Regions from separate parts of the Homo sapiens genome. Here region 2 is linked to region 1. Evidence: chromatin contacts called from ENCODE Hi-C or POLR2A ChIA-PET data. All regions are on one chromosome and are shown on one strand. The core of a region is the stretch at or near the end of the contact, and the rest is flanking DNA. Distances in the headings are between cores, read along the strand shown. Region 1 holds the start of LINC01717 (long intergenic non-protein coding RNA 1717). Region 2 has its middle 120 kb from the start of LINC01696.

What was found. Hi-C counts contacts between places; a loop is a spot of excess contacts on that map. ChIA-PET counts read pairs that join two places held with the same protein, here RNA polymerase II (POLR2A). Pooled maps may share reads with other maps.
Region 2: a loop to region 1 is called in a map with no recorded cell type, with 2.3 times the contacts of the local background. The contact joins the enhancer-like site here to the promoter of LINC01717 in region 1. A Hi-C loop is called at or near these places in 6 of 37 single-sample maps with no recorded cell type and 4 of 50 pooled maps. POLR2A ChIA-PET finds 5 or more read pairs at or near these places in 1 of 52 experiments (H1).

The regions. Positions count from the first base shown.
Region 1 is chr1:208,726,626-208,731,550 of GRCh38, reverse strand. It overlaps LINC01717 (long intergenic non-protein coding RNA 1717), which reads right to left and starts at 2,863. Exons shown (of 4, transcript NR_146914.1): 1 at 2,817-2,863; 2 at 2,274-2,408; 3 at 1,476-1,733. LOC105372892 (a long non-coding RNA gene) reads left to right here and starts at 3,136. Exons shown (of 5, transcript XR_007066854.1): 1 at 3,136-3,228; 2 at 3,545-3,610. RefSeq lists an enhancer at 685-854.
Region 2 is chr1:209,205,347-209,210,522 of GRCh38, reverse strand. No RefSeq gene overlaps it. Among named protein-coding and RNA genes, the nearest start is that of LINC01696, 120 kb to the left of the region's middle. RefSeq lists an enhancer at 2,574-2,633. Within about 2 kb of position 3,287, at least 4 of the 41 ENCODE cell types and tissues checked have a DNase peak (open chromatin) inside an H3K27ac peak, as active enhancers do.

The sequences.
Region 1 (4,925 bases), core at 1,614-4,113:
GTTCTCCTGGTCTTCCAATGTCCTTCCTTTCTTTACAGAAGTTGACACTATCATGAACGTGACAGTGAATGTGACAGTGATATGTATGTATCAAATCCATATTTTTAACCTTAACTGCATGTGAATCTATTCATAAAAAATATACAGCATCATACTGAATTTTTAGTTTATAAAATTTATATCATACATTAAACATCATACTGAAATTTGCTTTTTCTGTCAATATTATGATGAGCAGATCTGCATCATTTTATATAGATAGGTAGATAGGTATAATCTACCTTATCTCTTTTAATTACTGTATAATATGTCCCGTACCACTTTATTTATCCTTTCTTTGCCTAATGGATATTTTAGTTTTTCTACTTTTTGGTTTTTTTTTTTTTTATACTACAACCAACAATGCTTCAATGACTATCTTTGAAGATAGCGTCTTTTGCATATGAGGGAGAATTTCTCTGGGGTATATACTTAAAAGTAGAATTTCCAGGTCATAGGTTATACAAATATGCAATTTTACTAGATATTTCTGAATTGTACTTCAAAACAGTTGTGCCAATTTATATTTTTACCAGCAGTGTTTGAGAGTTATCATTTTTCCTTTTCCCTGCCAAAGTTTGGTACCTTTGACATAAATATCTTTGCCAACCTGATGGGGCTAAAGAGTATCTTGTTAGTATTTTAATTCTGATTAAAGGTAGGTGGGACTTTTTAAATATTTATCTTCTCTTTGGGCTTCATCTTCTATGAATTGCCTTTTTGTATCTTTCATTCATTTTCCTATTTGTCTTTTTCTAAATTGATTTGTAAAGTTATTATATTTTGAATATTAATGTTTTGCCTGCTATATATGCTGTAAATGTTTTCTCTTAGGTTGTGATATAACTTAATTTTGTTTATGGTATCTTTTGGTCCACAGAAATTTTGAAGATTTCTATTTTATTATTGTAGTTAAGAATGCTTTCCTATTCAAGCTTTTGCTATTTATTCTTATATTGTATTCTAATATTTTAAAATATTTTTTCACATTTAATTCATATAGACATTTGGAGTTTGTTTTTGAGTTTGGTTGAAATGAAAATCTAATTTGATTTTATTTTTTATATGAAAAGACAAGTGTTTCAGCATCATTTCGGTCCCAACTGATTTTATATATCTTCTCTAATCATATATCAAGGTCTCAGATATGCTTAGATCTCTTTCTAAACTCTTAATTGTAGTGCATTGACTTTTTTTCCTTCACTACACCTATACCATATTATCTGAATTTCTAGCTCTTTATCAAAATATTTGATATCTTTTAGGATAACTTTAAAATAGCAATTTTGCCTTTATGAGTGTTCCAGTATTCTTTTTATTTTACCTTAAAAATTTTTATGACAATTAATTTTCACTGTCAAGTCTTTGCTTCTGCAAATGCTAAGGAGTTGCAGTACCTCTGCTTCAGAATCTTTGTACTCAAACAAGTCGCATACCTTTGACTCTTCTTTATGTTGATAGAAATCCTCTGCATTCTTGCTCTTACCTTTTATGTCAGCCAATATAGCCTATACAATCTTTTTACCAGAGCCTGAATCTTTGTGTCTTGGATTCAAATCACCAACTCAAAAAATCCTTTTCCTATTTTTCCCAAGACATATGGAGACAACCATGGGTTGGCAATAATTCCTGGATTTTCAGAACAAACATATTCTCTTGAGTTCTCAAAGTGTGACTTGTTGCAATGATGTTGCCTAATACAAAACCAAAACAAAATCAAGCTTACAAACAGTACAAGTGCTAAGAGAAGCTGATATAGAGATGAAAATGAGAAGTAAAGATCTGTGAGAACTTGCAGGAAGGTGAAATTACATTTGGCTGGAGCAGTTGAAGGAATCTTCAGAAATATAGTGACATTTTAGTTGAAACTTTGAAAATAGGCAAGATTTTCAAAGAAGTGGAAAACAGCATACCTGATATAGGGAAATCAAGAGTAAAGCTGTGTTAATAGGATATAAAAATGGGACTCTGTCAAGTATGGCTCAAGAGCAAAGAGAAGTTCTAGACCACATATGTGGGATTTGCATAGAAGCTGTCCAAGAATCAGTTTCATGGAAAAAATAACATATTTTTATTACCTGTACATTCAGTCTATAAAAGAGATTGGAGAGGCCAAAAGAAATTGAAAAGGACTTTTATAGAGAGATAATTTGTTGAAATGCTGTGAGCTTCTCTCCCCCACCATCACCCTTACTCACATGTACATAATGGAATAGATGTGGAAGAGTACTTACCCTTCATCTAAAGACAAGTGAGAAGGACTTCAAAGTTGTGTTAATCATGGAGTTTTAATTTTTGCATTTTTATCTTTGACATCTTGGGGTGTTGCTAACTCTGGAGGGACTGTCTTTCCCAGGGCTAGCTAATTCCTAGAGGTAGCAAACAATTCAATTAGGACCATGCCTTGCATACGCAAACCCACAAATCTAGAGCTCATGCCCTCAAGTGCCTTCTTTATCAGACTCTCATCTTCTGGGGCACTACTCCCCTGCCCTAATCATGCCTGGGCCAGACAGCTACAGCCTCTCCACACCAGCCTGCTGAAATCATTTAAACTAATTAATCCTAAATCTGCTTACCCTTCCTGATGGCTCTTTCCTGCAGAAACCACAATAAAGACTCTTGGCTGCTTCTCCATTTCATTCCCTCTGCCTCTGACAAACCCTAGTATTTCCCTGTGGCCCTGCATGGTCTACTGTGCCTCCTGTGTCTGGCAATCTGTGAGTATAACAAACTTCTTCCTCCATGATGGTCATTTCCATGTCTGCATGTCTTACCGTACCAATGAAAACACATCCTGGGTGCTCTTAAGACAGAAGATTATTTGTAGAGTTTGGTAAGGAGAATGAGTCCATAATGGATTGAATTCTAAAAGAATTCAGTAGAGCCTGTGAATTCTAAAGGATAAGTAGAATTACTGTTGGGAAGTAACTATGGCATTAAGGTCTTCCAAGAAGCAGATGCCAAGATGGGCTCAAATGTGCAAGATATTTATGGAAAACCACCTATGAAGGACAAAGGAACAGAGAACAAGAGCCTTCCCCCATGTCTAATACCTGTGAAAGGAGAGAGAGAAGGAAGAATTTAGTAGGAAGAGCCTGAGGTTGCTGCTTAGTTCTGAGAAAGCCTCAGCGAGGCCGATGGAGAGCCCTTGAGCTGAGGTTGCCCATTAGACAAATTCTGCATCAGGTAGTACTGGTTCTTTTCTAGTAACCTGGCCATGCTCAGTCTTTGTGCAGGAGTAGCCCAGGAGAGCATGGCCTGGGATAAATTCCTCAATGAATACAAAGTTGCAGCAGCTCAGCTATGCTAGTCACAGCAGTTTCTTTTAAGGGAAATCTGAGTAGAACACCTCCATGGCTATCACAGCCAACCCAGATTGTGCATTTGCTCATGAACTAGATATGGCCACATGAACAATAGGTGATATTTCCCAGGAGACTCCTGGAGGTGCAATGAGATCTCTGCAGTAAGAGGTTGAATGTGTACCTTTGGATGTTCACAGATGAGGGAAGGAATCATAATTGGCTAACAAGAGGAGATACATTTGACTATGTTAAGAGAACTGGAGGTAAGAGATCCTCAGTGTTATGATGGGGAGGAGGTATATTTGAAAATTCCACCGAGCATCCCATGGAAGAAGGAATCAGTATTATATATAGATATATATGTCTCTCTCTCTCAATTATCTATCTATCTATCTATCTATCTATCTATCTATCTATCTATCTATCTATCCATCCCTCTATCCATCTATCCATCCATCTCTCCGTCTGTCTATCCATCCATCTGTCCATCCATCCATCTGTCTATCTATCCATCCGTCTGTCCATCCATCCGTCTGTCTATCTATCTATCCATCCATCCATCCATTCTATCTATCTATCTGCCAAGCTCAGAGAGCACTAATGTCATCTTAGTATAATATTAGTCCAGTAAGACTTTTCTTGCTCCCTTATCTTTTTTTCCCTGTACCAGCCCTGGCCCTGTAGATTCATAAACCGTAATTAGCATCTCAGACAGGAAGAGACCAAAAGACAAAGGAGAGACACAGGAAATAAGCAGAAATGGATTATATCCCTTTCACCCTTCAGACTTCTCACTCGCAGAGGTTCAAAACGCATTTAGGATTCTCCCCGAAAAGAATCTAAAATTTAAAATTTTTGTCTATCTAGTGTATTTCCAGTGGCATTTAAGTCATCAGTGATGTGCTAACCTTTGTGATAGATCAATGCCTTATGCATTCCTTTAGCTGGCCCTCCTCTTAATCCTTCCATGTTGTCTGATCTCAGGTCTTGAATCCTGGACCTCACTATTTCCATCCTATCATTTAGCCCCATTTTGTATTTTTTTAGCTTCTTATTCAGTTTAGATTCCGTTGTCCATCTCTTCTTCCTGTCTTTTGATCCATGAGTTCAGCTGCCCACTAGCAACGTATTACATATGTACTTTTGAATATCATGAAGAAAATCATGCAATGATACAGATGCCACTATAAATTTATATTCTGCATCACCAGTGGGACCCTCAGGATTGCCCACCAATCCTTCTGTTTCCCTAGTTACAATTTGTTCCCTACTATTCTCAAATCTTTGAACACCATCTCTCCTTTCATCTCATTCTCATATATTCTCTTTCCAGTTCATGCAGAAAATAAAAGCCATAATCTTTTATGCCACAAAATTTCCCACTTGCGTCTGGTTTATTGCAATAGCCTCCTAACTACTACTAGTTTTGTCACATTCCAATCCATTTCCAACATTGCAGCTAATCTGATCATTTCACTACCCTGCTTAAAATCTTTCAAACTCATAGGATGGAACACAGACCGCCTAACAGGATATGTACTCTCTTATTAGACCAACTCCTGCCTATCTCCATCAGTC
Region 2 (5,176 bases), core at 2,038-4,537, 480 kb before region 1:
TCATTATCCTCCAGGGCAAAGGATCTCCTGGAAAAATTTTTTAAAAAGAAAAACATAGAACAGCACATTGAAACACATGACAGATGTTTCACAAGCTTCTATCTTCAAAGGAGCCCGGCATTATTCTGCAGAAGATGAAACCAAGGCACAGAACTGTAAAGAGACTTGCTCAAGGCCACACAGTTCACAGGCCCAGCTCTTCACTTCTAGGTCTCTTGCACCTTCCATAACATCATAGTATATCTAAAGTGAAGACCACAATTGGGAGCTCAGGAAAATAGGACCAGATAGGAAGAGCAGGGCTGGAAACTAGGCAGAGAAGTTAAGAATGAATAAGGCAGGAATGGAAGGCTATGGAAGATTTATAGGGAAAGGGATGGGGGTCAGGATAGAATCAGTGTTTAAGGATAATTTCCCAGAGATCAGCTGCAGGAGGTTTCTTTTCCTTACCACACGGGGGAAGGAAGCTGCTTGTTGCAGAACATCTCAGGAGGAGTGTTTCCGGAGATCTCTCCTCCTGGGCTCCTTCTCTGTGAATCCCTTGCTGATGAGCAGCACAGGCAAACCTGCAGAGAGGGTCTGAAGCCACCCAGTCCCTTCCTTACTCAGGGTGGGGTGGAGTGGAGCTGTGGAAAGACCCTCTGTCCTGCTCAGGGACCTCAGCTGCTCCTCAGCTTTCACAGTGATAACCCATTCTCCCTGGCGCCTTGGTGCAGCAGAGGAGGCAAGCACTATATAAATGCTAAACAGATGAGGCCGTGCTTGTCCCAGGAATAAATACACCATCCACTCCTGCTGTCAGTTCCGTACCTTTCATGAACACAGACACATCTCCCAGGAAGGGGAAAATGGTGGTGTCACTTCTCTATTTATTTTTGTGATTTTATCTCAATCATAGCAGCAGAATGTTGCTGCTTGTTCTATAGCGGAATGTTCTATTTTTTGTTGGTTTTTTCTTTTTTTTTGGTGTTATTGATTTATTTTTTTTTTTCAGAAGGACTTTATGGTTTGTTATTTTAATTTCCTGAATTCACATTCAGAAAATGGGATGTTTTCTTCTGATTGCCCCTCCAAAATAACAACAATAATAACCATCATTTGTATAGTGCCCTCACAGGCATTATCTCATAAAAATTTATTAGACCTGGACTCAGATGAAATGGATTCCTGTCTTGATTTCACCGTCTACTTGCTGTGTGACCTTGAATACATGACTTGGCCTCTCTGAGTCCTAGTTGATTCATTTGTATAATGAGCATCGTGAGAGACCTGTTTTTCCTAGCACAAATGCTTGTGCGAGGAGTAAATGGGATAATTTATATGAAAACTTGAGATAGGTATTGATTTTTAGATGAGAAATTTGAGGCACAGAGAAGCTAAGTGGCTTACACCAAGTGCTGTAGCTTATAAGCAGCCCAGGCTACATATAAACACAGGTCTTCTGATAACAAGTGATCTATCCATGAACCTGCAGCTTTGAGTGATGACTGAGACTTGGAGATGGACATGGAAGCCAATATTACAAAATGGAATCACAGTTAGCATTTATTAACACTACATGTCAGCCACTCTTCAAAGAATTTTTCTGAATGAATTCATCTAGTCATAATAACCCTATAAAGCTATCTCATGTTCATTTTACAGAGATTAAGTCATTTCCCCAAGATCACAGGAGCAGTAAGTGGAGTCATCTAAATTTGCACACAGACTGACTGCAGGACCTGTGTCATTAACCACTACCTTATCCTGCTTCTCTCAGATCACTCCTGTTCCATGCTACTGCAGGTCAGAGCGGATCATTTTCCAAATCAGCTCCAGGGGAGGTTGGGACTCACCTGGCCTCTAGGAACCTTTAAAAGAAGGAAGAGACTGGGGTGCAGGAGTATTGGGTCATTTCTCTGTGGAAACTCACTTCAAGGTCTGTCCTGGGGCTTAACTCTCTAGGTCTGTGATTCTCACACTTGCCCACATCAGAATCTCTTGGAGGGCTTGTTACAAGGCAGATGACTGGGCTCCATCCCTGGAACTTCCATTCTTTCAACCTGGGGTGGGACCTGAGAGTATGCATTTCTAACAAATTCTTAGGTGACGTGGATGCTGCTACCCAGGGACGGCATTCTGGCAAACAGTACCCAAAATGACAAACCATGGGACGACATCTGGGTCCCAGGTTCTGTATAAGAAAGAACTCGATCTGGACCCTAGAAAAGCCAAAAGCCCATTCGCGGGGTCTCTGTGAAAATGTTTAGCGCTCAAAAGAGCTGGGGGTGTCCTCCCCGGGCCACAGCTCCTCCGCAAGGGCGCTCACTGGGGCTGGCCGTGAACTGCGGGCTGAGGGCAATGGGCTCTGCATTATGGATGGATGAGCTCCGAAGCCCCCGCTGCAGATAAAGTAAACACACAGCCGCTGCAGCCGCGGGAAAGCCCGGGACCCAGCCACCCAGCCACCCAGCCCTCCCAGACAGAACTTTTCCTTCAGCTGTTGTTGTTTTCCTCTGCTGCTGCCTTCTCATCGCCTTGTACTGACAATAGTCGTAAATAACCGCAGTGCTGTAGAGAAATCATTTTAACAGGAGAGAGTCAAATAAATACATTAGACCTGACAGCTTAACTACGCGGAGTCCATTTGTATGTGGTGGCCGGCAGCTTCCCGAGGCTGACGGGGAACACAGAAGCCACAAGAGGGAGCGCCGAGCTCGCTGTGAGTCAGGCCGACGGCGGGCGGCCTCCCGAGCCCACCCCAAGCCCTGGAGTGGAGGCTTCCGCCTATGCTGAAACAAAGCTTTCAGGCTCCGACTTGCGTGGAAAAATAATGCCAACTCCTGCCTCCGTTCCCCAAGCCTCCAGAGTAATGATTTGGGGTTTAACTCGGCTGGGGGTTTAGGGTTACAGCTGGGGTTGAAGTGGTAGGACCAGTCTCCTGGCCCTGTGTCCCCCCCAACGAGGAGTGGAAGAGTCACCAGTCACAGCAGAAGCACCAGATGTTCATGCGTGTGCCACCCACATGTTCCTTTTCTGGCCCTGGTTTCCAGCAATGGTAGTTTCTGCCTAGCTCAGCTGATCCGGCAGATCGTGGAGCTTCTAAGCTCGATTCTCTGATTCCCAGGAGTATTTATCTGCCTCTTTTCCTCCCTGTGGGTGAGAGCCAAGGTGTCCTGATTCTCAGGCTGCTCACTCTTTCAGGAAGTGCTGAGGCTCGGTCACCAGGAAGGGCATGATAGACTCAGGGTACCAACTTCCTCTGGGCAAGCAAGCATCCATGGAGTGGATTCACAGAGTCTCGTGGGCTGGCTGTGCTCGGCCTGAAGCCCTCTGCTTCCTCCTTGTCAGGGCTCAGCAGCCTGTGAACTAGAGGGCTTCTTTTGTGACTGAACTGCACACCAGCGAGTGGGAGAGGAGCTCTCGGTGCAGAGTTGCCTATCTTGGGTTCAAACCTGCTGGCACCCAAACATCTGGAGGTCAGGGATGGGGAGGGCAGTGGGAGAGGCAGTCTTTGCATCCTCCGAGTTCTCACAGAGCTGGGTCTTCAGAAGGGGACAGAGAAACATAACCAAATGCTCTGCTGGCTAGTTGGTGGAGGTTTGATTTGTCTTTGCCGTCTTGCTAGGTCCCAGACTTCAAACTCCTTGTCAGCATGGACTGGATCTTAGTTGCTATTAAAAACCTAGAACCTAGCCGAATACTCACTACGTGGCAGTCTTTTTGTCAGTGCTTGATTATAGGGGACACATTTTAGAAATACTTACTAGTTGTCTTTGAGTCTGTGGTCATGAGGAGAATATTTCATATTCTCTAAAGGAAGTGTAGATATGACAGGTCAGATATAAAGAAACACTTGCTGACAATAAAATTATTAGATGCTATGGTAAATTCCGAAGTAGATTGTTGTCCGTATCTTGGGGACAGATTGGATCAGACCATGTCATTGTCTCCTTGAAGCTGGTAATATTTCCCTGTGGCTTTGAATGGAGCTCATGGTGGAGTGGGCTCCTATAGAACTGTCTGCTCAGCACTATCTTTTTTTTTTTTTAATTTGAGGATTTGACCCTCTGTCTATCCATAGGCTGCAGAATAGTAGCTGCATGAAGACATCCCTCCCCCAGTGCCCAGTTTTCTTATATTGGTTGAGGACTTGGCAAAGGACCCATGCTGGTTTGAACATTGTAATGCCCCATGTCCATAGCAGATTGTTCCATAGATACCTGACATAACCTAAGTTGAGTTAAATTCTTCCCTGGGAATTTTGGCACTGAAATGGGTAAAAAGAAGTCACTTTCTCTTTGCATTCCTTGAATGTAAGACTGAAAGCCAGGGTGCGTTGGCAGCCATGTTTCTCATTTTGTGGACAAGAAAAGTAAATGAGAAAGCATTTAAACAACACACGTACATATCATGCAGAGAAAAAGACAGGCAGAGAGAGAGAGAGAGAGGAGCAGAAATTTGTGATATCTAGATGACTGGATTACTGACAATATGCAAGTCTCTGCTTCCAGTTTTTTCCTTTTTTTTTTTTGAGACGGAGTCCCGCTCTGTCGCCCGGGCTGGAGTGCAGTGGTGCTACCTCTGCTCACTACAAGCTCTGCCTCCTGGGTTCACACCATTCTCCTGCCTCAGCCTCCCAAGTAGCTGGGACTACCGGCGCCCGCCACCATGCCCAACTAATTTTTTTTTTTTTTTTTTGCATTTTTAGTAGAGACAGGGTTTCACCATGTTGGCCAGGATGGTCTCGATCTCCTGACCTTGTGATCCACCCGCCTCAGCCTCCCAAAGTGCTGGGATTACAGGCGTGAGCCACCATGCCCGGCCTGCTTCCAGTTGTTTCTGAAGCCTAACTGTATCCTTCTTCCTGAGTCCTGTGAGACATCTTAGCACTTCTATAATAGTTTTTCTTAACAATGAGAACAACTCTCCCTGTCCCAAACCTGAGCTCCAGCCTGGGTATTGTTACTTGCAATTAAAAGGACTCGGCTAACTGTAGCATATAAAGCAATTGACAGTAAGATCAACTGTTGTAAAACAGTTGTAAAACCAACTTTTACAACTCTTATTTTCAATATTCTTCAACAGAATTTATCATCGCTCAAAACAGGCTGAGCAATTTTCTGCTTTTGTACTACGTGTATGTCTTCTCTGCCCAGAATTCTACAGAATTTCTTTATCTCCTTCAGCCTTTTAT